Linked DNA regions of Mus musculus: all the other regions are linked to region 2. A link is a loop called in an ENCODE intact Hi-C map of the cell type or tissue named here. Cell type or tissue: heart. All regions are shown on one strand.

Evidence for each region. A loop is a pair of places that touch in the nucleus more often than their neighbours do. Peaks named below come from ENCODE experiments on the same cell type or tissue, not always from the same donor. Only the 100,000 strongest peaks of a DNase experiment are listed, where the experiment ranks them.
Region 1: it touches region 2 in a loop (4-fold over the local background); 30 of 42 quality-filtered maps call a loop at or near these places.
Region 3: it touches region 2 in a loop (6-fold over the local background); 33 of 42 quality-filtered maps call a loop at or near these places.
Region 4: it touches region 2 in a loop (2.4-fold over the local background); 4 of 42 quality-filtered maps call a loop at or near these places.
Region 5: a loop joins it to region 2, with 3 times the contacts of the local background. A loop is called at or near these places in 21 of 42 quality-filtered maps.
Region 6: a loop joins it to region 2, with 7 times the contacts of the local background. A loop is called at or near these places in 36 of 42 quality-filtered maps.
Region 7: a loop joins it to region 2, with 3 times the contacts of the local background. A loop is called at or near these places in 23 of 42 quality-filtered maps.

The regions. Positions count from the first base shown.
Region 1 is chr14:31,940,336-31,944,335 of GRCm38, reverse strand. It overlaps Gm41125 (a long non-coding RNA gene), which reads right to left and starts at 774. Exons shown (of 2, transcript XR_874501.1): 1 at 345-774. LOC102640059 (a long non-coding RNA gene) reads right to left here. Exons shown (of 5, transcript XR_874500.3): 3 at 3,802-3,936; 4 at 3,529-3,716; 5 at 1,235-1,662. In heart, a CTCF peak has its summit at 1,578 (motif pointing right); a DNase peak (open chromatin) is centred at 1,585.
Region 2 is chr14:31,654,673-31,658,672 of GRCm38, reverse strand. All of the region lies in intron 1 of Btd (biotinidase), which reads right to left. Among named protein-coding and RNA genes, the nearest start is that of Btd, 16 kb to the right of the region's middle. In heart, a CTCF peak has its summit at 1,658 (motif pointing left); DNase peaks (open chromatin) are centred at 282, 1,622 and 2,082; H3K27ac peaks cover 1,881 bases.
Region 3 is chr14:31,785,707-31,789,706 of GRCm38, reverse strand. The region is part of intron 1 of Ankrd28 (ankyrin repeat domain 28); the gene reads left to right. Among named protein-coding and RNA genes, the nearest start is that of Ankrd28, 43 kb to the left of the region's middle. In heart, a CTCF peak has its summit at 3,805; no DNase peak of the experiment used is centred here.
Region 4 is chr14:31,725,627-31,729,626 of GRCm38, reverse strand. Ankrd28 (ankyrin repeat domain 28) reads left to right here. Exons shown (of 28, transcript NM_001024604.2): 14 at 1,852-1,992. Among named protein-coding and RNA genes, the nearest start is that of Btd, 87 kb to the right of the region's middle. In heart, no CTCF peak of the experiment used is centred here; no DNase peak of the experiment used is centred here.
Region 5 is chr14:31,952,632-31,956,631 of GRCm38, reverse strand. No RefSeq gene overlaps it. Among named protein-coding and RNA genes, the nearest start is that of Gm41125, 11 kb to the right of the region's middle. In heart, a CTCF peak has its summit at 1,520 (motif pointing left); a DNase peak (open chromatin) is centred at 1,531; H3K27ac peaks cover 344 bases.
Region 6 is chr14:32,075,223-32,079,222 of GRCm38, reverse strand. No RefSeq gene overlaps it. Among named protein-coding and RNA genes, the nearest start is that of Dph3, 8.5 kb to the left of the region's middle. In heart, a CTCF peak has its summit at 2,111 (motif pointing right); a DNase peak (open chromatin) is centred at 2,172.
Region 7 is chr14:31,928,733-31,932,732 of GRCm38, reverse strand. LOC102640059 (a long non-coding RNA gene) reads right to left here. Exons shown (of 5, transcript XR_874500.3): 1 at 2,146-4,000; 2 at 377-502. Among named protein-coding and RNA genes, the nearest start is that of Gm41125, 13 kb to the left of the region's middle. In heart, no CTCF peak of the experiment used is centred here; a DNase peak (open chromatin) is centred at 2,062; H3K27ac peaks cover 596 bases.

The DNA.
Region 1 (4,000 bases), 290 kb before region 2:
AATTTTGGAAGGTAAGATAAAGAGGGGGGATATATTTATAGCAAAGAAAATGATACAATAACTACAATGGCCTCAGTCCACAAAAATATGAGTTTTGACTTGAAGTGGAAACTTTAAGGGTTCTTTGGAAAGCCATTTGTGTTGGATTGTGCTTTGCTGGGGCAAACACATGAAGGAATGTTTTGTTAAAATGGACACAGGTGTGAAGGGCTAAGGCAGACTCGTGAAGGAACGTTTTGCTGAAGAAGACATAGACGAGAGGATGTTCTGCTAAAGCAAGCACTTGAGAGGACACGTGATGAAGGAGTCTTTGCTAACAACATGAATGTATTGGTCTGCCTTACCTTGCATAGTCGAGTTGTATTTGTCGGGACTGCATAGGGAGAAACAGCACCAAAAAAACTTCTGGTGGTGTGCTGCAGTTTCTTGACACTTCTGTGAACTTCGATTGATTGGCAGAGTGATGTCATCTGAGACAGATGCACATGCTGAGGCCCATGGAGGCCATGTGATGTTTGGAGGGTATAAGTAGGACTTGACAGTCAGTGGCTGATGCTGAGCTTGGCTTGCTTGTAGAGAGAGCTAGCTGTGCAGTGCTTATGGGTCTCAAGGCTTCCAGTCTTCACTGATCTTCACTTTGCTGAGAGAGGCACAGCCGAGAACTCCTGGCGTGCCTGCTGGTTCCTCTTGCTGACTCGTGCAGAGACTGAGGCCTGGCTGTCTCGGTTAGGTCGTGTCACCACTGTTGCTAACCCGACTCTACCAAACTAGACTGCTGGTGTATCCACAAAGTGTTTGTGAGTGGATTGAGCTGCCACTGCTAACCTGTGAACTGAACTGCCAATTTCCAGACGACATAGACAGAAGTTGCTCCAAAGAATCTTTCTAAACAGGTCCACTTCTCCCATATCTTTTCTTTTCACTATCTTTGGTGGGTGGTAGGCTAAAAGGGGAGTTAAAGTATTTAAGAACCATCATTAAAAATAAGGTTTGAAACATTTACAGTTAAATTGACTACTTACTATGTTATTTTAACATAACCTGTATGTAAGTTATAGTAAATATATAAGTATTTATATGAAAATATCAATATTCATATTCTTTTTATAACTTATTGATTCTTTATGAGTTTTACATCACGAACCCCAGTCCCACTCACCTCCCCATCGCTTCATATCCACTCTTGGACCTTGCAACCTCCCCACTAAAATAAGAAACATACAAACAAACAAACAAAGCTTAGAAAACATCTCATTGTGGAAGCTGTAGTGTGTCACAGTGTGTCCACAGTATACCCCTCTCTCCACACATTCTCACTTGCAAATGTTCACGTCATTGGTCTGGTTCAAAATCTCTGGCTTCTGTGACGCCATCAATACTGAAACCTCACTGGGATTCCTCCCAGTCATCCTGTTGTCCTGTGTAATGAAGATCTGCAGCTTTGGATCAGCAGGACCAGCCTTTCATGTACCCCAACCATTTGCAGATGATGTAGACTTGGGGTTGGGCCAACTCAGAGTCTGTATCCGGGCCTGGATGGCAGGTAGGCTACTCAGCCCACTGGCTCTCCCTTTTCTGCAGCACCAGGGGGAGCTCTCTAACACTGCTCCAGCTAGGGCACCCAATGCTTCATATCCACTCTTGGACCTTGCAACCTCCCCACTAAAATACATACATACAAACAAACAAACAAAGCTTAGAAAACATCTCATTGTGGAAGCTGTAGTGTGTCACAGTGTGTCAGCAGGAGGCAGGGTCAGCTCTCCTGCTCCCATGTCCTTTGGGTGGGGTGGGCCCCGCCCCCCCCATGCCTCCAGAGCCAGTTCTACTGTGCTTCCCAGTCAAAATGGGGGGCCCACTCTTCCAAGTACTGCAGTCTGTGAAGAGCCAGCTCTCCTGCCCTCACATCCTTGAGGCTAGCTCACCAGTGCCTTCACCATCAGGGACAGTTCCACTGTGTTGTTCAGGTGAGGTTCAGGGCTTGTTCTCCGGGAGAGTACTACAGCCAGAGAGTGGGTGGAGCTAGCTCATGCTCTGCTAACTGCCACAGGTGGTGAAAGGCAAGGCAGGGAGGACATCAACCCCCACCCCCACCCCCACCCCCACACCACCTCACAGCAAATGAGTGGTGGGGCCATCTCACCAGCGCTCTTGCCCTCCAGCTGGTTCACGGATGCCCCCTCCACCAGGGCCAGCTCTACCCTGCTGCCCAGGCAAGGTGCAGCGCCTGCTCTCCTGAGTGCTGCCGGTGGTAAGGGGCGAGGTGGGTGGGGGGAAGTCTTCATATTCTATATATTATCCTAAAAGGCTTTAGAACACAATCTATAAATAATGAGACATAAAGTATCTATTGTCATAAATTCCATTTAGCTGATTAATTCTCATAAAATGCCATTGATTTTATTCAATTCCTCATCCTATATAGTCTCCACTGACCAATGAACAAAACTGTGACGTGTGCCTGAAGACGCTGTTTGATATTTTGCTTGCTCACATTAACAAGAAAAAAAAGTAAAAAGAAAATGAGTGCCAGGACCTCACTCATTAGAAAACCCACTACTTCCTAGGTGGTGACACAATTTCATTAAGTCGTCCAGACTAGCCTCAGACTCCTGATCCTTCTGCCTCAGCCTCTCGAGCTCTGGGATTCCAGACAGGTGACACCAAACTTGACTAACCACTACAATGTCTTTGCTGAATCAAGTTATAGTTTCAAATACTGAAAAAACAATTTCTTAGATTTCTATGCTATTCATAGTAGATCTTCTGTAGATCTAAAACATTTTAAGATTTAGTCTATATTGTTAACATTTACCTGGCCATTCTCCTACATCAAAACAATAAGGAAAATAATGAATCAAGCCTTGGTTTGTGCACATTACTGATCGCTGTGGGGTAAGCACTGTCTGCACCCCCCCCCCCCCGCTAATTTCCAACAACTAACATGACAAAGAGATGCACAGTGTTGAGTTGTTTTATGATGCTTCTGAGTGAAGAAGATACAGTAGGAAGAAACAACTCCCAGAACACCACAGGGAACGCACTGGATTGCTTAGACTGTGGTGAGCTGGAAGACTCACTACCTCTGTTTTAACATAGCTTCATTAGATTAACGTAATTTAATTTTAATAATGGCTGTGTTTCACAACAGCCTTGCAGAATTTCCTGGAAATGAACATTTGGCTCTCATAAGCTTGTCCAAGCTCTCTTCTGCACCCTGCTGTTTCTAACACATACTAAGAATCCAATATGTGACCCTTGGTTTTCGTCTATTATAGAAGAGAAAAACAGGGAAAAGTTAGCAGCAGTAGGAGAAACAAGCCCACCAAGGAGGTTTCCAGAAAGTACTGGTGGTGGCTGCCGTCCCCTGTCTAAGAGTTTTCGGATTCATGTTCTTCCAGAAACGTCAAACCTGCTTTGCCCTGCATGTGTTAGCCTCCTTCACAGGCTGGCTGAGCCAGATGGACACCCCACTCCCACCCCACCCCACCCCCATCCACATCGAGCGCTAAGTGCCACCATGCTCACCCATGTCTGATTCACACACTCTTGTCAAGTGACAGCAGCAGATTGCCTCCAGCAGGTGACCATGGGATGACTCTGGCCGTCTCAGTCTACAGCAACACTTGGAAATATTTGTGACTTTGTCACAGAAAGCATCACTAAGGGGAGAATCAGGTAAATCCGACTCCTGAAGCTCACATGAAGAATGAAGCCTGTGGAGGATATGGAAGATACACGGCTACGGTGGAGATAACGAAATCCCTGTATTCCCCGCCACAGCTCTGCATGAGTACTTACCTCAGGACAGCTTCAGGTGCTTGATCCCAGGACAGCAAAGTATCCTGGGTGATGAGTCCAAAGCTGTGTAGACTGGAGCAGCACCTTTGATTTTGAAGCCTCAACAAGTCCTATCTGTAGCCTGGAGACCGCAATCTGGTTTAAATAAATAATCAGAGCTCAGAGGAAGATATGTCTACAGCCAGGTGAGTCGATAATG
Region 2 (4,000 bases):
GCGGAACCTGGGCCAATACCAGCTGTAGAAACACAGTATCTGCCTTCTGTGGGTGTGCTCTGCTCTGAGACAGGGTCTGCCTCCAAGCTACCCCTCTTCTAGGAAGATACTCACCGCAGACATCCATATACTAGCCAACTGAGCCAGACCCAGGCACATGTCTGGAATGCAGCCATGAGCAAACAGGGTCTCTTGGAGCTCCTCCACGGCGCACAGGAGGCCATGGATACAGAGCTATCCATGGATCCATGTAAGAGAGCCAGGCACTGGGAGTGGGGATCATTCCAACAGTGTGGGGAAGGGGGGTGAGAGTGAAGGTGAGGCCGGTGAGGCCATGCAGAGACCTGACCATGGGACCAGGAGGGGGAAGAGGAGCATCCATGCCGAGGGCCTGAGGCAGGAGAAACAGCCAGAGAAGCAGTGTGGCTGGAGCACGGGAGGCAGGTGGGAAGCGGTGGCCAGTGGGACTGCAGGAAGACCCTCAAGTCACTGTGTCAAGTCACTGGCCTGAAGCCCTCCAGCCACATCTCATTACAAGTGTTAGGCAGAGCTATGACCTGGTCACTGTTTGAATTTGGAAATGAACCATGACAGAAAGAGATGTCATCGCGTGTCACGTTGACAAGGGGTGGACTTGTTATGACTAATTTGGGTTGTCAACTTGACTACATCTGGAATCAACTAAAACCCAAGCTGCTAGACACTCCTAGACACTCCTTCCTTGGAGGGATTCTCTTAGTGTTGAAGCTGGAAGATCTGCCCTGTATCTGGGTCCCACCTCCTGATGGCAGCTCACATACAGGGATGTGGAAGACGGAAACTTTGCCGTTTCCCTGAGGCCCTCACTCTCACTGGCTGGTTCACCTGTCCTGTTGCTGATGGAGTTAAATCCATCTTCTTCAGGACAGTGTAGACTGAAAACCAGCAACAGTCCAGGAATCCTCTAGGAACCCAGCCTCAGACTGGGACTGCAGAGACAGCCACCCTCATGGGCTGGATGACGACCTGATTCTTGCCCTTTCTACTGTGAGACAGCCATTGTTGAGTTATCTGGATGACAGTCTGCAAGCCATCTGAAAAGGTCCTGTGTAAATAAACACAATGTGACAACCAGTGTTGGTAGCAATTCATGGCTGAACCCACAAGGAACATAAAGGGTCCAGTCCTCCCAGGTACATCTGTAAACTGTGGCTTCACCTTTTCCCTTTAACAATGACAGGCAGAAATAACTGCACTGTGCTTGGACGGGGGCCAAGTTCTGCTTTACTAACTAGAACAATGTATCTTAAACTAAACAAGATATCCAACAATTGCGACATGTTAACCTAAATGTTGTCTTTCTCTCTCTCTCTCTCTCTCTCTCTCTCTCTCTCTCTCTCTCTCTCTCTCTCTCTTTCTCTCTCTCTCTCTCTCTCTCTCTCAAATGGGGAATGCCTTCACAATTTAAATAGAATAAAATCTCCCGGACTAAGGGTGTAGCTCCATGGTACAGCACTGGGCAGCATGTGCAGGGCTCTAGGTCCAGGCTCACTACTTTAAGTATCTTCCTGTGGTGCCACAGGGTTTAAGTTTAAGGTAAGGAGGGTCTTTGTGTGTACCAATGTATGGAGGGAAACACCCAGCTGACTGATTTTGCAGGTGTGACTTCCACCTGGTGGACAAACTGAGAATAACACCAGTGGGCGACAGACTCGGGCAGTAGCAATGGGTTTTGGTTTTCCCCTTCTCTTTCCACTTCTAATATCTTGCCCATCTACTTAATAATGAAAATACTGAAACATTTGGCTGTTTTAAGATTCATTCTTCCTAGGCCAGAACTCAAAAGCATCACCTTTATTTCTCAGATGCTTTTCCTTAGGCCCTGATAGGATGTGAATAGATTTCAAAGTGTTTTCAGTGATGAGAACTTCCTGCCAACAGTTTGGCAACATTTGGCTGATGTGGTGGGACACACCTAGCGTCTCCTAGGAAGAGAGGTCACTGAGGGATTACCTGGGCTGGCCTGCAGGTATGTGTGTGTGCGGCTAATGGATGGGCAGAGACTAAGACAGGAGGAGCCAGGAGCAGTCACCCTTCTCTCTCAGCTTTAGATGGTGGGTGTGACTGACGCTCCTGCCTTACCTGTCGGCTATAACGAACTGCGACCTGGAACTGTAAGCCAGACACACCGCTTCCTGCCCCATGTTACTTTGGGTCAGGTTGTCTTAGCAGCCACAGATGTGAAATAAAGGCAGCTGGTTAACAGACTTGGTGCTCACCTTAGCCAGACCAGGAACACCTTAGATAACCAATGCTACAGCTTTCCCTCCAGTCACCGACTTAAAACAAACAAAACAGGGCAGCAGAGTATACTGAATTCTCTGAGAAGTCACCCAGCCTTATTCTACAAAGCATAATGCACTTTTCACGCCACATCAGAGTTCACAGGAAAACACAACCGTGGCTGAGCCGTGAGGAGAGCCCACAGGGCGGCATCTCCAGGTAGTTTCCTCTTCTGTAAAGCTCACAGCTCCCAAGAGCCATCATCGAATCCACCAAATGCCAGGAAGAGTGTTATATGAGCCCAGCCATCAGGAGGCTGCCCAAGAGGATAATCTCATTCAAGACCAACCTGGGCAATATTCTGAGAATTCATTTTAAATAAAATTATTTGAAGTGACCCTCAATAGGGAATTGTTTTGGGAGTGTGTTATAAATTTCCCCTTCATTTTCCTGTTGAGCTAATTAAAATTGGAGTCATAAGGACCACCCTCTAAAAGAACAACACAGTGGGCTTAGAGCCCCCTGCTGACCTGGTCTGGGAAGATGAACTCAGAAGACAGACAACACCAAGGCCGACCTTTCCTTTTAAATGCATGTTGGGCACCAATCCCTACGTGAACAATGGACGCAAGCTCTCTAGGTCTGTCGGGTAGAACCAAGCGCCTGCTCTCGTCAGACACCCGTGCTCCTGCCTGCTGATCCTCGGAAGCGAGGAATGAAGATGCAGAAGCAGGCAGTGGGTGACAGGGCCAACGTCACCTCCTGTCCCTCATATCCACACGATGTCCTTCACTACCAGAGCGATGGCAGGGGGTGTGGAAGAGACAGAACAACCAACATGGAAGCAAGAGGCCGACAGGCCACATGCAAAGGCCCCTTCTCCACTGCAAAGCTGACGGGGACATATTGGAAAGGTAGCTAGCTATGTTCATTCAGCCAGAGGCGACAGACACTCAGGGACCCTGATCAGGAAGAGGAGACATGTGACATTGTTTGTGGCATTGTTTGGGCACAGGCACACCACCTTGAGAGAGGCTGTTGGTGTTCAGTCAGAGAACAGAGTGTGATAGAAATGGCAGCTCCATCCCCCCACCTCCTTCCCCCACCCTGCCCTGCCCAGGCCTATTTAACTGGTCAGTAGTATAGAGCTTCGAGTAGCACGTGGTACCTGCACCTCAGCCTGCGAGGCACTAGCATTTCTGCCTGGTCTGATGTGGTTAAGTCAGGAATTATGTGGGCACCTTCTTTCTCTGTAGTATAGGTCCCGGCTCAGCTACAACTGCAGCCACATCCCAGTACAAGTCCCACTGTCCTGTGCTTCCTAGAATCTCAGCGGGATGGGCATGTGGCCAGTCCTCCCAAATCCTGCTGCTTTACCAAGCGTGAGGGCTCAGGTCCTCCAGACCCGGGGCATGCCAAGGGTACTGGGGCTAAGGCTGGAAGGGAGGGTTTGGTCTCCCCCAGGAAAGTGTTACCCTCTGCACTGCTTAGCATTACTACAGAGCTGAGGCGGGCACTCTAGTTCCTTGGTTGGAGAGATTACCCTTTAACTAGAGAGGGACTTATGCCACAGGCAGGATTTCACCCACATCTGTCTCTGAAAAAGCCTACACAGTCTTTCTATGCCATACGCAAAAAATGGAGGAAAGGTTGACTGAATAAGCAAACCGAGGATGACCAAATAACAATTTGGAAATGAGCTCAAACACCCTGTGACCCGTACAAAGAGATCACTCCC
Region 3 (4,000 bases), 130 kb before region 2:
CATCCTTTAGTACAGTTCCTCATGTCATAGTGACCTCCAACCATAAAATGATTTCATTGCTACTTCATAACTATCATTTTGCTAGTGTTATAAATTATAGCGTAAATATCTGATATGCAGGATTTCTGACATGCATCCCCTACAAAATGGTCACTTGACCTGAAAGGGGTTGCTACCCACAGGCTGGGAAGCACTTGTTTAGAGTGTCGCCATAACAAAGATAAAGGGCTTTGGCTTACAGGTTTACTTTTTAGCAGTGAGTCTCAATATATGCAGTCTTCAAGTTTTGGTAATGGGTGCTATTGTCAGTTAACCTTTCTGGGCCTTACTTTTCTTAATTATAGGATGATATTTCAGTTCAGAAAAATGAGAGTCATGGCTCTCAGGAATATGGTTACTCTGAAATATGTGAGCTGTGAAGATGAGAATAAATAAGCCATAATCTTGCTATGGCTTAGTTGGTCTGTTGTTGCTTTTTAAAAACATCACAAGCCAAAATAAAAACAACAACAACAATAACAACACACACACACACACACACACACCCCTACCTTCTCCTGGGCTTGGGAGTCTAGCTCAGTGTTAGAACACTTACCTAACATGTGAAAGACCTGAGTTCAATCCCTAACACTCAAACTTTCTGTGTAGTAACTAAGACATCCTCCCTCCCTCCCTCCCTTTCTCTTTCCCTCACTCTCTGTTTTATTCCATGTAACATAAGTATTGCGCTGTGTTTTTAGAAATCCCTACAAAGGAGCAAATATATAACTCAGTGGATAGAGTACTTGCTTAGCCTTTGTAAGGCTCTTGGAGTTCAGTCTCCAGCACTGCAGGGGCAGAGGGGATTTTAAGTATCAGATACATGTGTATTTTGTGGCATGTTATATCTTAAATAACTTTTTTATTCTGCATTAAGGTGGTTTTCATATTCTAACTGATGTTCCATAAGATCTTCCTATGCATGTTTTATGAGCTTCATATTTTTCACTTATGTCAACATTTTAGCAAGTAGAAATGCTACCCAAAAAGTTTACAAGGCGTATTCATTGCTGTTAATAGCTGTCAGCAGGTTTTTGTATGTTTGTTTTTTCCTCTAGAAAAATTGTTGTAGTTTACATCTTTCACTGTCTTATGGTTTCTGTTAGAGTTCTGCAGTAGTTTACTGCTGGTTATCTCGGCTATAGGGGCTGCTTGGTTTTAGGTTACCTTTTATGTTCACAGTGAGGTTTTTTAATGTATAAATTTGATTTCTACTTTGCAACTTTGTTTTAAATACGTATTTCATCATTTTGCAGATTAAAATGTTTTTGCTATAATATGGCACTCACGGTCCTTCATATCTTAGCCACTATCTAATTTCCTACCTTATTTTATATAGTCCTACTTTATATTCTATGGATAGAGAGGTTGCCAGGAAGCATTCTAGCTAACAGGATGGCACATATACAAAGGCAGAACTGTCATGGCATATTTTAAGTGCAACAAGTTGGCATATTCGAAACTTAAGACAGGGTAGTAATGGAAGTTGTTTTGCTTTTGCGCGCGTGCGTGCGTGCGTGCGTGTGTGTGTGTGTGTGTGTTACACCTCATAGAGGTCAAAGAAAACTTGTGGGCGTTGGTCCTCTCCATCCACCACATGGGTTCAGGGATCAAGCTTAGGTTGTCAGGCTTGCTATCAAGTCTTTACCCACTGAGCCATCTACTGGCTCTGAGACAAATATCCAGATGAGCTCAGTAGTGATATTTGACAGGTAGAACAACAAGAAATAGAAAGATCACCCAATTAGATGGCATATGATATAGGCAAGTATATTGGTAACATTTGCAGACCAAAGGGAAGGACTAAAAGAATGCTGTCTTTGCCCATCTTTCCTCTCAACACACAAGCAGGTATTCTGGAGATAACACTGAATGGGAAAGAAGCAATAGCCAACAATAGAGAAGACCTTGAGAAGCATGAGCTTAGGAAAACAGTGAGTTTTCTGTTTTAACATCAGAAGGTAAAAATGCCCTTTTTAGGGTAGTACAGATTGAAGAGTTATGCATAAGAACTTATTCAGAATCTGAATGAACACTTTGAAAAAATCTGCCTTTATTAGAATATAAACAAAAAAATTTTAATAAGGTTAAACAGCAAGTAGAGTCTTTTAGAAAATACCTAATATGCCAAAAGTAAAGGAAATGAAAGGGAAAACTGTTCTAATACACACATACTACTACTATATTTGAAAAGTAAATTTATTTCTTCATGTCTTAAGAAGTAGGTTGAAAGTAAGCCAAGCTACTTGAAGCCAGTTTGAATTAGAGGGTCTTTTATTTCCTTAATATAGTGTTACTCTCAAATCTCACTTTTGTTACTAGCTTTTGTTGTTGTTGTGTTTTGTTCTGCTGTCTTGCTGTGTAGCCCAGGCTGGCCTTGTTCATTTTCTTCCTGCTTCTGCCTCTTGAGTGGGATAATAGACATGTACCATAATACCCAGCTGAGTTGAGGTTATTCTAAACAGGCTAAATTCTGCCTGCTAAAAACAACTAAACACTGAAGAGATGGCTCATTGAGTCAGAGACTTAGCACGCTTACAGCAGAGCTGGGTTAAGTGCCAATCATCCACATGACAGCTCACAGCTGCCCGTGACTCCATTTCCAGGGGACCCCATGTCCTTTTTCTGGCTTCCATGAGCAACAGGCACTCACATGGTATACACATACATGCAAGTCTCACACATAAACATTAAATTCTTTAAAAAGGCTAAAGAAGGATTATTTACAATTCATGCTGTTTTCTGTGATTTGAAAATACCTGGGTAAATGTAGTATCACGTTACTGTACTGCAAAAGTTGAGAAGAACAGTTTGCAATTCAAAAACAAGTTGCTATGGTTACCCGGTGTTTGCTTTTTAAAGCAATAATTACACAAAATACCCAAAGAATTTCCTTTAGTACAGAAAGGTCGTAGCTTATGTGTATGCTAGTTATTCCACACACAAATTGAAACTGTATATATCACTTCCGTCCTAAAGTATCATTTGGAAAATACTAAAGAAAATGATTCATGTCTTTTTGAGCTGTAACAGGGTGGAGACATACTGAACACTATTTTAAAATTCAAGTAATGACTCAGATAGTTTAGGACATTTTTCTTATTCTTTAGTTCCTTTTATCAAATAATGCTGTAGTTCTACATAACAAATTTATGGTTAAAAGAACGAAAGTATTTTTCTGGTGTGTTTGTGATGTGAAGTCTTTTTAATACATTTTTATGGCTTTAATAACCTTATAAAAAGCCATGCTTATAACTGTTAATTCCATTAATTATAGCTTGTTTCAAACTTCTTAAAAACAAAGAAGATATCTTATTAGAGTCTATGACAAGTTCATTCTTAGCCAACAATCATTCTGGAATTTTTATTGTTTTCTTGACATATTCCTAATATCCAGCATCACAGGCATACCTAAACGCTTTTAAGACAATATAAGGTTAATTGTTATATTTTAATGGCCCTTTTATTTATAATAGGATATTATTTGTTCTTTAATATTAGGGCTATTTTAAACTGAAAATACTTTATATTTAAAGTAGAAGCTGGATTAAATAGTAAAGGGTCTTATCACAGTAGCAGTAATTGAAATACTATGCTGTAAAAGGTTGAGTGCTTTAGTTACTGCTGTGACCATAGGAAGTGGCTCACTTTCTCCTTTCTGCTTTTCTCTCAGTCAGACTTAGTATGGACTCTAGGATAACTCCAGCCATAAGATACTCAGCACATTTCACAACATCATTATCAAATATGCTGTTGTCCAGTAGGAGGGGACATTTCCCTCTATCTCTCCCTTTTTAGGTTAAAAAAAGAGAGACTTTCCTAGAAACACTACAGATGACTTTCCTTTGCATGTGACAGAGCAAGCTGGCTCAGAGCATGTCATTTCCCAAATGAGTCACTTACTAGGTAGAATAGAATTACCATGATCACCTTACACTATTCAAGATTTCTCCAAGTCATG
Region 4 (4,000 bases), 71 kb before region 2:
CAGTGGGTTCTAACCCCAGTCTCAACCCCAGTCTTTTGGTTGTGTTCTCCCTACAATCCTAGGCTCTCTCTGTCCTTTTCTTAAATCATTATTTCTTAAATTATAGATTTTTTTATCTGTATAGGTGTTCTGCCTACTTGTATGCCTGTGTACCATACGTGCACAGTACTCATGGGACCAAAAGAAGATACCAAACCCTTGAACCTGGAGTTCCACATCATTGTGACCTCCTCATGTGGGTGCTGAGCATTGAACCCGGGCCCTCTGGAAGAGAAGCCAGTGCTCTGAACTGCTGAGCCATCTCTCCAGCTCTCTCCCTGTTTTTCTTGATGATAATAATTGTCCTTTTCCCATAATTATAGCATGGAAATTTAAAACTTCACTGTACCAAAGTACCTTCAAAAAGCTCAAGAGTACCTAAAGCTTTTCCAAGTCATTTTTTTTTTTTTTGTGAGAGATCCTTCTTCCCACTTCTGAAAGGCAAAAATAGGTTGCAAATATATGTGTGATTTTCCCCCCCCCCTTCTCTTCTTACTCACATCCATATGACCCACTGAGTACATTCTGGAGGAGAGCAGCTATAAAAGGACAAACTCTCATTGTCTAGCCTTACTGCTACTAGCATTTATAGTAATAGCAGTTGAAGCTTCTGTTAACTGTTCCTACTTATACCATGAACCAACATACAAGATACATTAAAACCATTCAGAAAAGAAGCAAATGCAGTTGTTTGAAAGATGTAGATGACAGTCTAAGCACTGTGTATCAGGCGGTAAGAACTGTGTATATCAGACGGTGTTCTGGGGAGGGTGTGAATCAGAAGGAGATGTGTGGGTACATATTGGTGTATATGATAGTACCAGCGCAAAGGGAAAAGAAAAGGGCTTGTGTGTAGTAGGAAGTAAGAAACGAAGAGAAGAAAGCTAAATGCTGCTTGACTATACAATGCTGAGGGATAGACTGGGTTCACATGGACTAATAAAAGGAACAAACGACCTACAAAATGAAGTTTCATAGCTAATTTTTATTTGTAATTATTTGCACATTCCATGCAAAAATAGCATAGAGAGTTTTGATATTCTTATTGTGAGCTTAAAAGCTTTATTTCCAGGGTTAGCTGCATTTTTAAGTCTCTGTAATAGTTCTGCATCCTGGCACATTTCCACATTTGGGAGGAAGATCTGTGTAAGTTCTAGGTCAGCCAGGGCTGCATAGTACATGAGGCCCTCTCTCAAACAAGCAAATTAAAAACTCTATAGTATTATCCAGTAAGATAAAATAATGTTTTGCTATAATTTTCCTAAGTCAGTGTATTAGATGAGAAGAAGTGCACTGTAAGGAGCTCTGAATAAACTTACTATAATTTTTGTTTTTCATTTAATGAGGTCACAAAATCATCTTATTTTTATCATCCTAAAATAGTTACTCATATGTTTAATAGCATTCTGTGTAATTCTAGTAATTAATGAGAAATTAGTTGTGACTATTCAGTTTTCAGAGATTAAACCAGTACACTAGCTCTTCTGAATAGGAAATAAGTCTATAAGAGGGTGTCTCCATTTTTGCTCCAGAAACTGGAATTACTGTTGAGGCCTGTGTGGATTTGATATAGCAACTCTTCTATGCTTCTGTTTTACTCTTTGCTTTTATCACTCAAGACATGGACTGTGGGGCATTTTTGTTAATATAAGGCAAGCTTTATTAAAATGAAAGTTTTTATGTTTCTAAGCAGAATATAATAGGAGTTGTAATTGACTTGGGAACTAAATGTGTGGAGTAAGAGTTAGCTATGGTCTCTTTACAAATGTTTGTTCCTGACTTATCTTTCTTCTGTTAATTTGGTCACAAAAGATCTCCACTGCACTATGCTGCTGCCAACTGCAATTACCAGTGCCTGTTTGCTCTTGTGGGATCAGGAGCAAGTGTGAATGACCTTGATGAGAGAGGCTGCACACCCCTGCACTATGCAGCTACATCTGACACAGACGGCAAGTAAGTACCACGTGAGCGAAGGAGTGTTATTTTTTTTATTGGATATTTTATTTATTTACATTTCAAATGTTATCCCCTTTCCCAGTTTCTCCTCCTGAAACTCCCTACCCATTCTCCCTCCCCCTGCTTCTGTGAGGGTGCTCACCCACTCCCACTTCCCTGCCCTAGCATTCCCCTACAATGGGGCATCGAAGCTTCACAGGACCAAGGGCCTGTCCTCCCCTTGATGTCCGACAAGGCCATCCTCTGCTACATATGCAGCTGAAGCCGTGGGTCACTTCATGTGTACTCTTTGGTTGGACATTTGGTCCCTGGGAGCTATAGGGGGTATGGTTGGTTGATATTGTTGTTCTTACTATGGGGTTGCAAACCACATCAGCTCCTTCAGATCTTTCTCTAACCTCCTTCACTGGGGATCCCATGCTCAGTCCAATGGTTTGGTTGGCTTTGAGCATCCGCCTCTGTATTTGTCAGGATCTGGCAGAGCCTCTCAGGAGACAGCTATATCAGGCTCCTGTCAGCAAGCACTTGTTGGCATCTACAGTAGTTTCTGGGTTTAGTGATTGTATATGTGATGGATCCCCAGGTGGGGAAGTCTCTGGATAGTCTTGCCCTCAGTCTCTGCTATACAATTTGTCTCTGTAACTCCTTTCATGGGTATTTTGTTCCCCCTTCTAAGAAGAATTGAAGTATCTACACTTTAGTCCTCCTTCTTGAGTGTGATGTGGTTTGTGAATTATATTTTGGGTATTCTGAGCTTCTGGGTGGGCTAATATCCACTTATCAGTGAGTGCATATCATGTGTGTACTTTTGTGATTAGTTTACCTCACTCAGGATGATATCCTCCAGCTCTATCTATTTGCTTAAAAATTTCATAAATTCATTGTTTTTAATAGCTGAGTAGTACTCCATTGTGTAAATGTACCACATTTTCTGTATCCATTCCTCTGTTAAGGGACAGCTGGGTTCTTTCCAGCTTCTGGCTATTATAAATTAGGCTGCTATGAACATAGTGAACATGTGTCCTTATTACATGTTGGAACATCTTTTGGGTATATGCCCAGGAATGATAGAGCTAGGTCCTCAGGTAGCACTATGTCCAATTTTCAGAGGAACTGCCAAACTTATTTCCAGAGTGGTTGTACAAGCTTGCAATCCCACCAGCAATGGAGGAGTGTTTCTCTTTCCCCACATCCTCACCAGCATCTGCTATCACTTGAGTTTTTGATCTTAGTCATTCTGACTGGAATGAGGTGGAATCTCAGGGTTGTTTTGATTTGCATTTCCCTGATGACTAAGGATGTTGAACATTTCTTTAGGTTCTTCCTGGCCATTTGGTATTCCTCAGAGAATTCTTTGTTTAGATCTGTACCCCATTTTTAATAGGGTTATTTGGTCCTCTGGAGTCTAACTTCTTGAGTTCTTTGTATATATTGGATATTAGCCCTCTATCAGTTATAGGGTTGGTAAAGATCTTTTCCCAATCTGTTACTTGCTGGTTTGTCCTATTGACAAGTGTTCTTTGTCTTACAGAAGCTTTGCAATTGTATGAGGTTCCATTTGTCAATTGTTGATCTTAGAACATAAGCCATTGGTATTCTGTTCAGGAAATTTTCCCCTGTGCCCATGCGTTCAAGGCTTTTCCCAACTTTCTCTTCTATTATTTTCAATGTATCTGGTTTTATGTGGGGGTCTTTAATCCTCTTGGACTTGAGCTTTGTACAAAGAGATAACAATAGATGAATTTGCATTCGTCTTCATGCTGACCTCCAGGTGAGCCAGCACCATTGAGTAGAGTGTTGTTCAGCTTCCACGTGTATGAGTGCTTTCCATTGTTTTTATTGTTATTGAAGACCAGCTTAGTCTGTGATGATCTGATAGGATGCATGGGATTATTTCAATCTTCTTGTATCGGTTAAGACCTGTTTTGTGACTGATTATATAGGCAGTTTTAGAGAAGGTACCATGAGGTGCTGAGAAGAAGGTATATTCTTTTTGTTTTAGGAT
Region 5 (4,000 bases), 300 kb before region 2:
GGTGAGCTGAGATAAAGATGAAGAATATAAGATAAAATTATTATCCATATTCCCTTTAAAGCCCTTTAAATTAGTCTGGAAAGATAATTTAGCTGCTATGGTGCTGGTCATGTGAGTGTGAGCATCTATATTTAAAAACTGGGCATGGTGGCTTGAGACAGTCTTCGTTCCTCTCCCTCCTGGTCCTCTCAGGTGTACTGCCTGACAGCTCATCCGCCTGCCTGCAGCATCTCCTCTACCTGGAAATTTCCCAGGGGCCATTTACAACAAACAAGATCCAAGTTCATATGATCACTCTCCGGTGTCCAGTCATATCCACGTATTGTTTTAATAAACAAATATTGAAAAACATATTCTGGACCTGCTTGTATTATACACATACAGAACCTGTGCAAACTGAGCAGACTTAGCAAGAACAACAAAAACCCACCCCCCTCAAGCCCTCACAGGCCGCAGACAACACTAAATCCACATCCACCCGACAGCATTGGTGATAGAGTCAGTGAACGGATGCCTCTCCTGGCCTGGGATGTGACCGTGTCCTCAGTGGGTCTCACATCGTACAAAAGGCTCTCAAAATACAGTGCATTTCTGTGCTTCTGGGTAATTTGAAGGACTTTTTATTGTGTGTGTCCATGTGCATGTGTATGTTTCTGTGCATACAAGTGCATTTACTCATGTGTGAGCATGTATGAAGACCAGAGGTCAACCTCAAGTGTCGTTCCTCAGTTATTCTCTCTCTCTCTCTCTCCCTCTCTCTCTCTCTCTCTGTGTGAGCATACACATACTCTCTCTCTCTCTTTTGAGACAGAATCTCACTATGAACCTTTGGCTGCCCTAGAACTTGCGGCATACACCAGGCTGGCCTTGAACTCTCCACCTTGTGTTTTGAGACAGGGTCTCCCACTGGCCTTCTGCTCACAAAGTAGACTAGGCTGTTTGGCTATCAAGGCCCATGGATCCCCTGTCACCACCTCCCTGGCACTGCCATACGTTCATGCCCACCGACCAAGAGGGCTACACCAGCTTTCAGCTTGCTCTCAAGCTAGGACACGGGGGTGGGGCTGTTGTTATTTAGCTCTCTGATTCGGATCTAGCTTTTGCAGTTCCCTGGGCATTTTTCATTTTCTGGCTGTTTGTGTGCTCCACTGCCTACAGTTCTCAAAGCACTCCCAGGAGACAAAGGACATCATGCCACCCATTTGTCAGATTTGGAAACTAACACTTTTCAGATTCGAAGTCTTATCTGAGATCAGACACGCTGGGTAATAGAGAGAGCTGGAGGCAGAACCCAAACTTTTCAACTTGAATTCTAAATTCAAAATATTCAAATGTTTCAATTTATTAAAATGTTGAATACCATCGTGCTTTCTTGGAAGGGTTTGCTTAAAATCATTGTCTGAAACTGAGGCTCATGTGACCAGTAGACTTCCCTTTCAGACCTAAAATAATCTTGCAATCCACAGCCTACAGTTCTAGAGGGATAGAATTGACTAGACTCTGTTCTTCTGTTGCCCTCTGGTGGCCACTGCACAAATAACACATCACAGAGTCGCAGGGCAAAGTCAAATGCGGCTCTCTGGATGTGAAACTGAGAATGGCAGCCGGTGATGGCTGGACAGCCTGAGCTACATAGTGAGACCCATGTCAAAAAAAAAAGTTATTTTAAAAATAAAGCCAGAAGATAAAGCAGGACCCTCAAGGGTCATAGATAATTAAATGGTAGGTGACTACAAAATCCCGGGAACAACATCTAACAGGCATATGTAGAAAATGCACACAGCCCAGGTGTCTTGCTCTCTCTCATCAGGAGAAAGGGCCCAAATTGAGCTCTGAAGGGCAAGCCAGGCTATGTGTGTGTGTGTGTGTGTGTGTGTGTGTGTGTGTGTGTGCACGTGCGCACGCAGAGGTTAGGAATTCAGGGACCTGTCAAAACGCATGGTGACTGCACCGGAATTCTGAACATAAGACTTGAGGGGAAGGGGTAGGGGAGGCTAAAATCCAAATGTCCAAATGTGGTTGGATCTGATAAGAAAAGGATTTTGTGTCACAGATGCATTTAAGATTGTCCCTAAGCTAATATTACCAAATTTTAAAGGATGTTATCAATAAAAATATTTAACTATCCATCCTTTATGTTTATTTATATATTTTATTTTTATATATTTTATTTTGTGTCTGTGGTATGTATGTGTGTATGTGTGTGTGTAATGTGTATATATGTGTGTGTTTGTGTGTATAAATGTGTGTGAGTGTGTGTGCATGTATGAGTGTGTGTGGTGTATGTGTGTGTGTGGACATGTGTGTAATGTGTGTATATGTGTGTGTGTTTGTGTGTGTGTGTGCATGTATGAGTGTGTGTGTGTACATGTGTGTAATGTGTGTGTGTAGCTCAGAAGACAGTTTCTGTGAGTAGTTCTCTTTCCACGCCACACAGGCTGGACATCAGGCACCTTTGCCAGCTGAACCATCTTGATGGCCTAGGCACCACTTCTTGAAGGTTCTGCCTCCAAGAGATATCAGCACGCTGAGTGCTAAGCTCCCAGCAGCTGCACCTCTGGAGGACACACTTACACCAGACTCTTCCCGGCAACACTTAGCATCTCAGCACTTGGAGGAGGACTACAAGTTCCTGGCCTGTGCTATTCACCCACACGCGACTGCCTTACTTGGGAGTCAGCTAACAGCTGCCATGACTCCTGCTGCCAACTAGCTGTTTCTGTAAAATAATTAGAAGGCTTTATCTTTTCATACTGGAGACAAGTCAGTTTATTTTAGAAGATTCTCACAAGGTGCCCTACTTTGGTTTCTATGTTGTGATAAAACACTGAGCAAAACCAACTTGGGGGGGGGGGCTTATTCCACTTATAGGTTACAGCCCACTAAGGACCTTGAAGCAGAAACCATGGAGGAATAAACATTGTTTACTGACTTGCCTCTAGTTCATGGTAGCCCAGGCCCACCTAGGGATGTCACCATGGGCTGGGCCCTCTTACATCAATTAGTAATTAAGAGAATGCATCATGGGCCAATCTAATGGAGGCGATCTGTCAGTTGAGTTTCCCTCTTGCCAAGTGACTATTATGTTTGTGTCAAGGTAACAGATGAAGCTAACGGTGACATAAAGTCAGAATCTCCAGCTTTGGAAACCACAGGCTCTGGGTTTTACATCAGCCTCAGCCTCAGCCTCAGCCTCAGCCTCAGCCTCAGCCTCAGCCTCAGCCTCAGCCTCAGCCTCAGATCACCTACCTGCTTTCCACATCCTCTCCCCAAAGCTTGAGTTTCTTTAAAGGCCTCCCACTCCGTTGCAACATAACCTTGCTTTGAAAGGGCAAGCCTTTGTCTTTTAGATGTCTTTGACTGACCTCCCTTTTATCAGGATAAAGGTGAACAAACTTGAAATACTGTCCGCTTACGAAGGGAAAGTACATAATCACTCTCGCATTTACCACGAGGAAATCCTTTCACCTCTGTTAGCACTGACTGTGAGACACCATGTATTCTTCAGCCCATTTCTTCTTCTTTTCTTCCAAAATTGAGCATGGGGCCTTGAACATGCACCACTGAGCCACACTGCCAGCTCACTTCTTCTCATTTTGAGCCAGAGTCTGGGAAACTGCTTTGGTTGGCCTTGAACTCTCTTGAGTAGGGGTTGCAAGCCCACACTCTCTATATACCTGGTTTACTTCTCCTACTTGTTTATAGAAACTACTAGGTGATTTCTTCTCCTTCTCCTTCTCCTTCTCCTTCTCCTTCTCCTTCTCCTTCTCCTTCTCCTTCTCCTTCTCCTTCTTCCTCTTCTTCTTCTTCCTCTCCTCCCCCTTCCTCCTCCTCCTTCCTCCTCTTCCTCTCCTTCTCCTCCTCCTCCTCCTCCTCCTTCCCCTCCCCTCCCCACTCCCCCTCCCCCTCCCCCCCTTCTGTTGAAACACACACACATTCAGAAAATGAGAGACAGGGAAAGGGAGGAAGAGACATGAAGCCTGCTCACATGCTCCTAGGC
Region 6 (4,000 bases), 420 kb before region 2:
GCAGAAGACCAAACCTCAACAATTCCCTTTTCTAGTCCAATAAAAGGCTCCTTTTCTCTAAGATATAAATTGAATACAATTATAACAATTATGAAAATTATAAAGCATGGTATACATTTATAGCATCCAGAACATTATATTTGGCAATACAGATAAAGTATTTTATCATCTATCCTAACTTAATGAGTTTACAATTCTGTACTAAATCATCTTTGATTTTAACTTGTATTACCATCTTAAAACCATCTATTAAAATCCAGAACACCTGGGGCTGGAGAGATGGCTCAGTGGTTAAGAGCACTGACTGCTTTTCCAAAGGTCCTGAGTTCAAATCCCAGCAACCACATGGTGACTCACAACCATCTGTAACAAGACCTGATTCCCTTGTCTAAAGACAGCTACAGTGTACTTACATATAATAAATAAATCTTTTTTAAAAATGTGTTTAAAAATCCAGAACACCTTAAGTTTAATTGTGAGACTATAACTATCTAGTCTTCAACCCCACCAGAGATTCGAGAATGAATAAATATTATTTGAGTATGCAGGAAGCACAGGGACTCAGCTTCTAAAAATCATAGAAGTAACATAGATAGCTTAAGGCTTGAACAGTCCTACATTTTTTTTTTATGACATTGGAGCATCTATCTTCAGCCTTTCATCCCAGAACATCTGACAGGCCTTAAATGAAGCAGGAATTATGAAGGACTAGCTTACTCTGACTTGGCAGAGCTTAGCAATCGACTATCCTATGTCTCTTTGTGCTTTTTGGACAGCATTCTGTCTGCAGATAAAATTGGGACATTTCCCCGCAGTGGCTAGCTTGCCACAATTGGAGCAACTCTATATGGAGGTTATTGATGCTCATCATCTCCCTTGAAGTGGAATGGGGTGCTGTCAGGACCTTGGCTAAGTGTTCTCCACGCTGAGTTGTGGGGTTGGAGACAGCAAACATTAATTAAGTTGGACATGAAGGAGACCTTTCTGTTTGGTAAAGTATCAAATGTTATTAGTTACCCCCAAATGGATAAATGGTATCCAGTCAATCAATAAGCAGAAAACATTTTGTTGCTGTTTATAAGAGCTAATCCTAATATACATGGGAGTGGGGTGTGGGGAGTGTGGGAATAGGGGGAGGAATTTGGGGTTTTCTCTTGAGACAAGGCCTCACTGTATAGCCCTGGCTAGCCTGGAACTCACAGATCTGCATTCCAATGCCTCCTGGGTGCTGGGATTAAAGGCCACCATTTACAGCTTGCTTTTTTTTTTTTTCCTTTTTTTTTTTTTTTTTTTTTCCGAGACGGGGTTTCTCTGTATTCTCTGTATAGCCCTGGCTGTCCTGGAATTCACTCTGTAGACCAGGCTGGCCTCAAACTCAGAAATCTGCCTACTTCTGCCTCCCAAGTGCTGGGATTGAAGGTGTGCGCCACCACGCCCGGCTCATTTACAGCTTTTTATTTTACTATTTTCCTGACAGGATTTCACTATTTACTTTTTCCCTCAGAGGAGAGTTTTCAAAAACTAGAATTATATCACAGAAATCTTAAAAACCAAAGCAGGAATGATATTTTTAGACGAAAACCTGAAAGGTATGTGTGGATCGTTAAGGAAAGGCTGTCCCATTCTCTGTGGATGCTATCAATGGCTGCCCCATTCTCTGTGGATGCTATCAATGGCTGTCCCCTATCAATGGCTGTCCCGTTCTCTGTGGATGTTAGTGGATGGCTGTCCCGTCCTCTCGCCAACTCTCTCACCTTACTCATCAGCATTTTAAAGGAATTACCATGTGGTCATAAGGAGGCAGAAGGAAGGCCTGACCTTGACCAGATGGTTCCTGTTTTTCTTGTTGCCCACGTGCTCTTAGCCCATCTGTGTGCTCAGCAGGTCAGTGCCAGGGGCAGAGAGGCCAAAGAGATAGCGGTCACCTCAATTAGCCTTGGTTTCTCTACTGTGAAACAGTAATAAGGGAGTTGAAGAAATGATTGTTTAAATCTTTCTCTGCTCTGTTCTGATGTGACTTTGAGTAGGCTATTTCCAACGGATTTCCATTCTTGGGCCATGTTCTGAGGTAGGGGAGAGAAAATGAAGTGTATGCAATCTCACTGCGGCCTGTAGGTGGAGCCAGAGCTCCACTGGACTCCTGTGTGATCTGCTCAAGGCCAGGTCAGCTTCAGCAAGACCTGCACACCCAAAAAATATCTTTGGGCCCATGTGTTCTTATTCCCAAGAGGCAGTTTACTTAATGCGAATCTCTGGTCAACTGACATTCTCTGGACCTTCATCCTGAGGCCTGGAGCAAACAGCCCTGTAGTTACTACTGGCTTCAGTGATATCTCCCAATGTTTATGTCTCAATGTCCCAAAGGCTATCAGGGCTACTCTGTTATAAACTGGCACTGCCCAACATGGCGACCCTAAGAACCATGTGGCTTTTACCACTCAAATGATGTTAAGAAGTCAGTTCCTCCATAGTCAAGTAGACATTCACACAGACTGTGACTTGTGGCAGCTGCTGTGGCTGCAGGGGCCTTTCTCTCCCTGGGAGGCTGTGGAAACCTTGGGAGGTGGAGTGTGGTTAGAGGAAGAACACTAGAGCGTGGCCTTAAAGAGGACCTGGTTCTTCCCCTCCCAGTTTCCTGGCTGCCACAAGCAGATCAGCTCGGCTCCTGCCGTGATTCTCTGCCTTAACCACAGGCCCAGAAACAAGAGTCAGACGAGCACAGACCAAACCCTGGGAACCCATGAGCCAAAGGAGATCTCCCCTTCTTCTCAATTGTTTCAGGTGTTCACCACAGAGAGGAGGCTGCCAATACAAGCTCTACTATGTGGAACACAGTAATAGGCACTAGGAGAAACTGTGTTATTAATGCTGACACCCCTACACTCAAGGGGTTCAGGGAGTTCTGTCCTGCCCTGCCACTGCACACACACACACACACATTCACACACAGATGCACACTCAGACATAAACACATACAAGCACACAAACTCACACATACATATGCATACTCACACAAAATGCACATACATACACAGAGATTCACACACACACACAGAGTCACACATAAAGACTCACACAAATTCACACACATTCTCACACACAAATACATATATCCACACAAATTCACACACATACACAGATTCACACACATGCACACTCACACATAAAGGCACATACACACAAATTCACATATTTGCACACATACACACTCACACATAAAGGCACATACACACAAATTCACACATTTGCATCCTCACACACTCACACACACGCAAATACACACACATACATGCACACACAGAGGGGAGCCTCTGTGTGTTGTTTTGGAATCCAGTAATTTGCCATTCATCATCTCATTGCAAAGTAGGAGACCTGATTACAAGGTAGGTGCCTGATGGGCACCGGAGAAGCTATGCTGCAGTCACGGCCTCGCAGAAGAGATGATGCCAGCTGTCAGCACCCAAGGATACCTCCTATGTGCAGAGGTGACTGGCCACAAATGCCTTAGGATGAATTCTAGCCTGGTGGAGGGAAGCACTTAAAAACATGCCCTTGCTGCAAGTGCAGACAGCCCCCATTTCCATCTGTTGTGCTCACTGGGGTCTGTGTGTCCTTTTACTCAAGGGGATGAAGGCTCCACTGACCTGGGGTGGTCGGTGCTCTCACTGTCACACATCTTGGTGTGCTTTAGAGAAGAGATCTGTTATGATTTGAGTATGAAATGCTCCCCAAGTGTCAGGTTCAGAGGGGTTAGTGATCAGACAATAAATTCTGAGAGCTCGACCTGATTAACGGAGTTGTCCCTTGATGCGCGATGGGAAAGTCGTGAAGAGCAGGTACAGCAGAAGTGGGGATAGTGGAAGCTACACCCTGCCCTGGCCCTTTGCTAGAACCCTCTTTCTCTGTTTCCTGCCTGCAATGAGGTGAACAAGCTTCTCCATCACACACGGTGTCGGGTGTGTGCTCTACTCAAACACACAGGGCAAAACTCTCTAAGACC
Region 7 (4,000 bases), 270 kb before region 2:
AAAAAGAAAAGAAAAGAAAAGAAAAGAAAATCTACTAAACTACAGACTAACATGTGTGGTTTCCAGCATTCATGGTAAACTCCTGGAAATTGTTGTGGTTTAAAATGGAGGTTTAAACCGGGTGTGGTGGCGCACGCCTTTAATCCCAGCACTCAGGAGGCAGAGGCAGGAGGCAGATTTCTGAGTTCGAGGCCAGCCTGGTCTAGAAAGTGAGTTCCAGGACAGCCAGGGCTATACAGAGAAATCCTGTCTCGAAAAACCAATAAATAAATAAATAAATAAATAAATAAATAAATAATAATAAAGAAAGAAATGGAGGCTTAACAGTTAACTCTATCACTCAGTCACTGAAAGAACAAGGCCTGGCCTCCCTCACCTGTGAACTGGGTCAAGGTGTCCTATGGAAAAATCAGGTCTGCTTTAAGGCGTGCTCCAGCCACGATTGTCTCAGTCTTCCCTCGCAGTCTCCTTAAAGGGAAGAAGTCCAGTGGAAACCAGAGGGCTGATGGGAAGAAATACAGCCATAGAGAGGAGAAACAGGCGTTAGGACCAGAGAGGATGCGACTGTGTCCAGGACTTACTAATGGCATTCCCCAGACATTCCTGGCACAGTGTCAAGGACCAGGAACATCTCAAAGTCCAATGAAAATATTTAAGGGTTTAAGTAATGTTAAATGATCCCAAAATGAAAAATGGAAAATACAACTAGTATGTATTTGTTTACTTGAGTGTCCACAAACAAAGCATAGCACTAAGCCTAAGTAATTCTGTGTTTCTCACACATGAGCAAGTACATCAGCATCCAGGCTTCTGAATAAGCTGTAGGGTCTGATACAGTACATGTAGTGAGCCTGAGAGTCTGCAAGATGACAGGCTTCCAAGTGAGGTACCCTCACTTCTGGCCCACAGCCTTTTAACAGCACAGGGAGTTAGTGCTATAACACAAGTCAGTGCTGACATGGCTATAATATACTGGAAAAAAAGGTGACATCAAAATGTCATATTCACACATAATTCAGAACAATGTTTTTATTGTGTACATTTATAAGAAATGTATAATGAATTCACTCACCATTGAAGTATTTTAAGTGTACAGTTCAGCAGATTAATCAGTTACAATATTTTTTATCTATGTCCTCAAATGAAACTACACCCAAAGCAGTCACTTCCATTCCCTTCTCCTCCAGCCCTTAGTAACCTCTGTCCTTTCTGTCTGCTGATTTGGCTGCTCTAAGCCCCGCCCGCCCATCAAGAGACTCACACAATGTTCTTTTCTTTCCCCTTAGCTTATTTTTACCTAACATAGGTCCATTCCAGTCTCATCCACATTACAAATTTCACTTCATTTTAAGGATAAACAATATGCCCCTGTATACACAGGTCTACAGTGGTCTGACCATTTGTCTCCTCCACACATTTATATGCTGAAATCCTAGCACCCAATATTACAAATCCTAGTAATATTAGGAGGCAGAGACTTTGGGAGGTGATGGATCACAAGGGACAAGTGTAGAATTGAAATATACCACACAGAGATTGCTCACACTTGCCACCGTGTAAAAATTCTGTAACGAGAAAAGTCAAAGAGAGCTCTTACCAGAAACTAAATCTACCTGTACTTAGATCTTAGATTGCCTTGTCTCCATCACATTAAGAAACAAACTTCTCTTGCTTATAAGCCACCCAGTCACTGATATTTTGTTATAGTAGGCCAAAAGAATGAAGACAGCATCATATTTTGTTTAGCCATGCACCCACCAATGGAAAAGAGGCCCATTACACCTTTTGGCCATGGTGAATAACATAGCTATAAACATGGGTATGCAGACGCATCTTCAAGGCCTTTCTTTCGACCCCTTTACCCAGAAGAGAGATTGCTGGGCCACGTGGTTATTTATTTCACGTTTCGTTTATCTGAGATAACAAAAGAACAGCTATTTTTAAACATCCTCAACTACGATTTGAATGACCCAGATGGACACATTCCTCGGAGAGGCTGTTCTGCAGGTCTCTCCTACACGAACTGCAGGCCAGCTCCTCAGCGCTTTCACTAATAAAATACAGAGGAAGTGATACTTGGCCAGTTTCCAAGCTGACCCTTAATGGCTCTGGCAGCTTCCACTTCCTCCATCTTGGAATGCTTACTGTTGGCATAGTCCTTCTTGGAAGCCAGCCACTAGGCTGTGAGGCGATACAGGAAGCCACATGCAGTTGCCACGAAGAGAAGAACCAAGGTCCACAGCAGACAGTCCTGATTCAACTCCTAGTCAAGGTCCATCCAGTTCCTAAAACATCCGCATTCCAGCCGTTCCAACCCCAGCCCAGACCCGGGTCAGGCTTCCAGGAGACTTCAGATCCTTACCGCCCTAGCTTAAGGCAGAAGATCCACCCGGTCAGAAACAACCCACTGTTATTTTAAGCCTCAAAGTTTTGAGGTCACTTGTTACATTGCATTAGGTAAATGAGACAAACCCACTTCAAACATTTGGAGAAAGAGCAAAACATGCCACATTGAATCCATACGGGTAGAACTTGAGATACCAGTACAGGGCCTTAAGACTTGAAATATCTTGGGACTTTACAAAACAGATGTAAGGCATAAATGTAAGTAAGACACATGGCAAGAAATGAGCCCTCAAATATTTCAAACCTGCCTAAAACCAGCAGTTGGTGTGTGTGTGTTTGGGTTTTTTGGGGGGAGCACTTTTTTGAGGCAGGTCTCCCTGTATAGCTCTCTGGTTGTCTGGGAATTCACTATGTAGACCAAGCTTAGCCTTCAGCTCCTAGAGATCCACCTGCCTCTTCCTCCAGGGTGCTAGGCATAAAGGTGTGGCTGGCTTTTTTTTTTTTAACGCAGATATGATGGTGGTCATTTGGTTAAAGATCCAGCTACCCCAGAACAGAACATCAGCTAGCTCTTCCCATCCTTGTACCGCAGGAGGCAGCCAAGGGCTTTCTTACCTGTCTTGGCTTTAGGGGCATTTGAACTCTCAATCAGAAGCTTCCTTTTACCCAGAACTTACTTTGTAGCTAAGACCCTGGTCACACTTTCAGAAGATTGCAGGTGAATTCAACCAAGTCTGCCTCAGATTCCTGTCAGCTCAGAAAACAAGCAGCCTCAACATGAAGCTGTACAAGGGCGGGCAGAGGCGTGGCCTCGGGCAGAGGCGTGGCCTCGGGCAGAGGCGTGGCCTCGGGCAGAGGCGTGGCCTCAGGCAGGCAGTCCTAGATTCCTAAGCCTGCCATTGCCAGGCTCTATGAGGAAACCAGCTTCCTACTCTCTCCATTCTCCCACATGATGGGCACAGCCCATACCCGCAGGACCGACCTGCTCTGCCCTTGGGGAAAAAGGAATGGTAGGTCAAGGGCCCTTTGTTATTCATTAATAGATATTGAGCATTTGTGTGCCAAGCAGGAGCTGCGTGTGGGCACTGTGCATGTGTTGGTAAATAAAGTAGACATTTTCTTCTTGTCACAGGGACCCAGAAAGAGACATAGAAAAATAAGTCGAAAGACAACACAAATCTCACATCTCTCCCTGCACTGGGACACATTTGCATGTCTTTGCTTCCTTAAAGTGTTCTGTCACTTGGAGTCAGTGTATGTGACCTCTTTGCAGAGGACATACTCCCACCAATCCATCTAGAGCAGTGGTTCTCATCCTTCCTAACACCGCCATCCATAGTTATTTTTACTGTTACTTCATAACTGTAATTTTGCTAGTGTTATGAATCAAAATGTGAATATCAGATACACCGGATATCTGATATGCAACCCCTGTGAAGATATGGTTTGACACCCCCCACCAGGGGTCACGACCCACAGTTTGAGAACTGCTGATCTAGACTGCTCCTCAGAATGCATTTCTGAGTACTAGAGATGGGGGAAATCGTAGCTGGTGTCTTCTTGGTATTCATTGCTTTATTATCATTCTCCCCCATAGAAACTAATCGTAAGAAAGGCAGTATCTGGCCTATCTTCCTCCCTAGTGTTTCTGGAG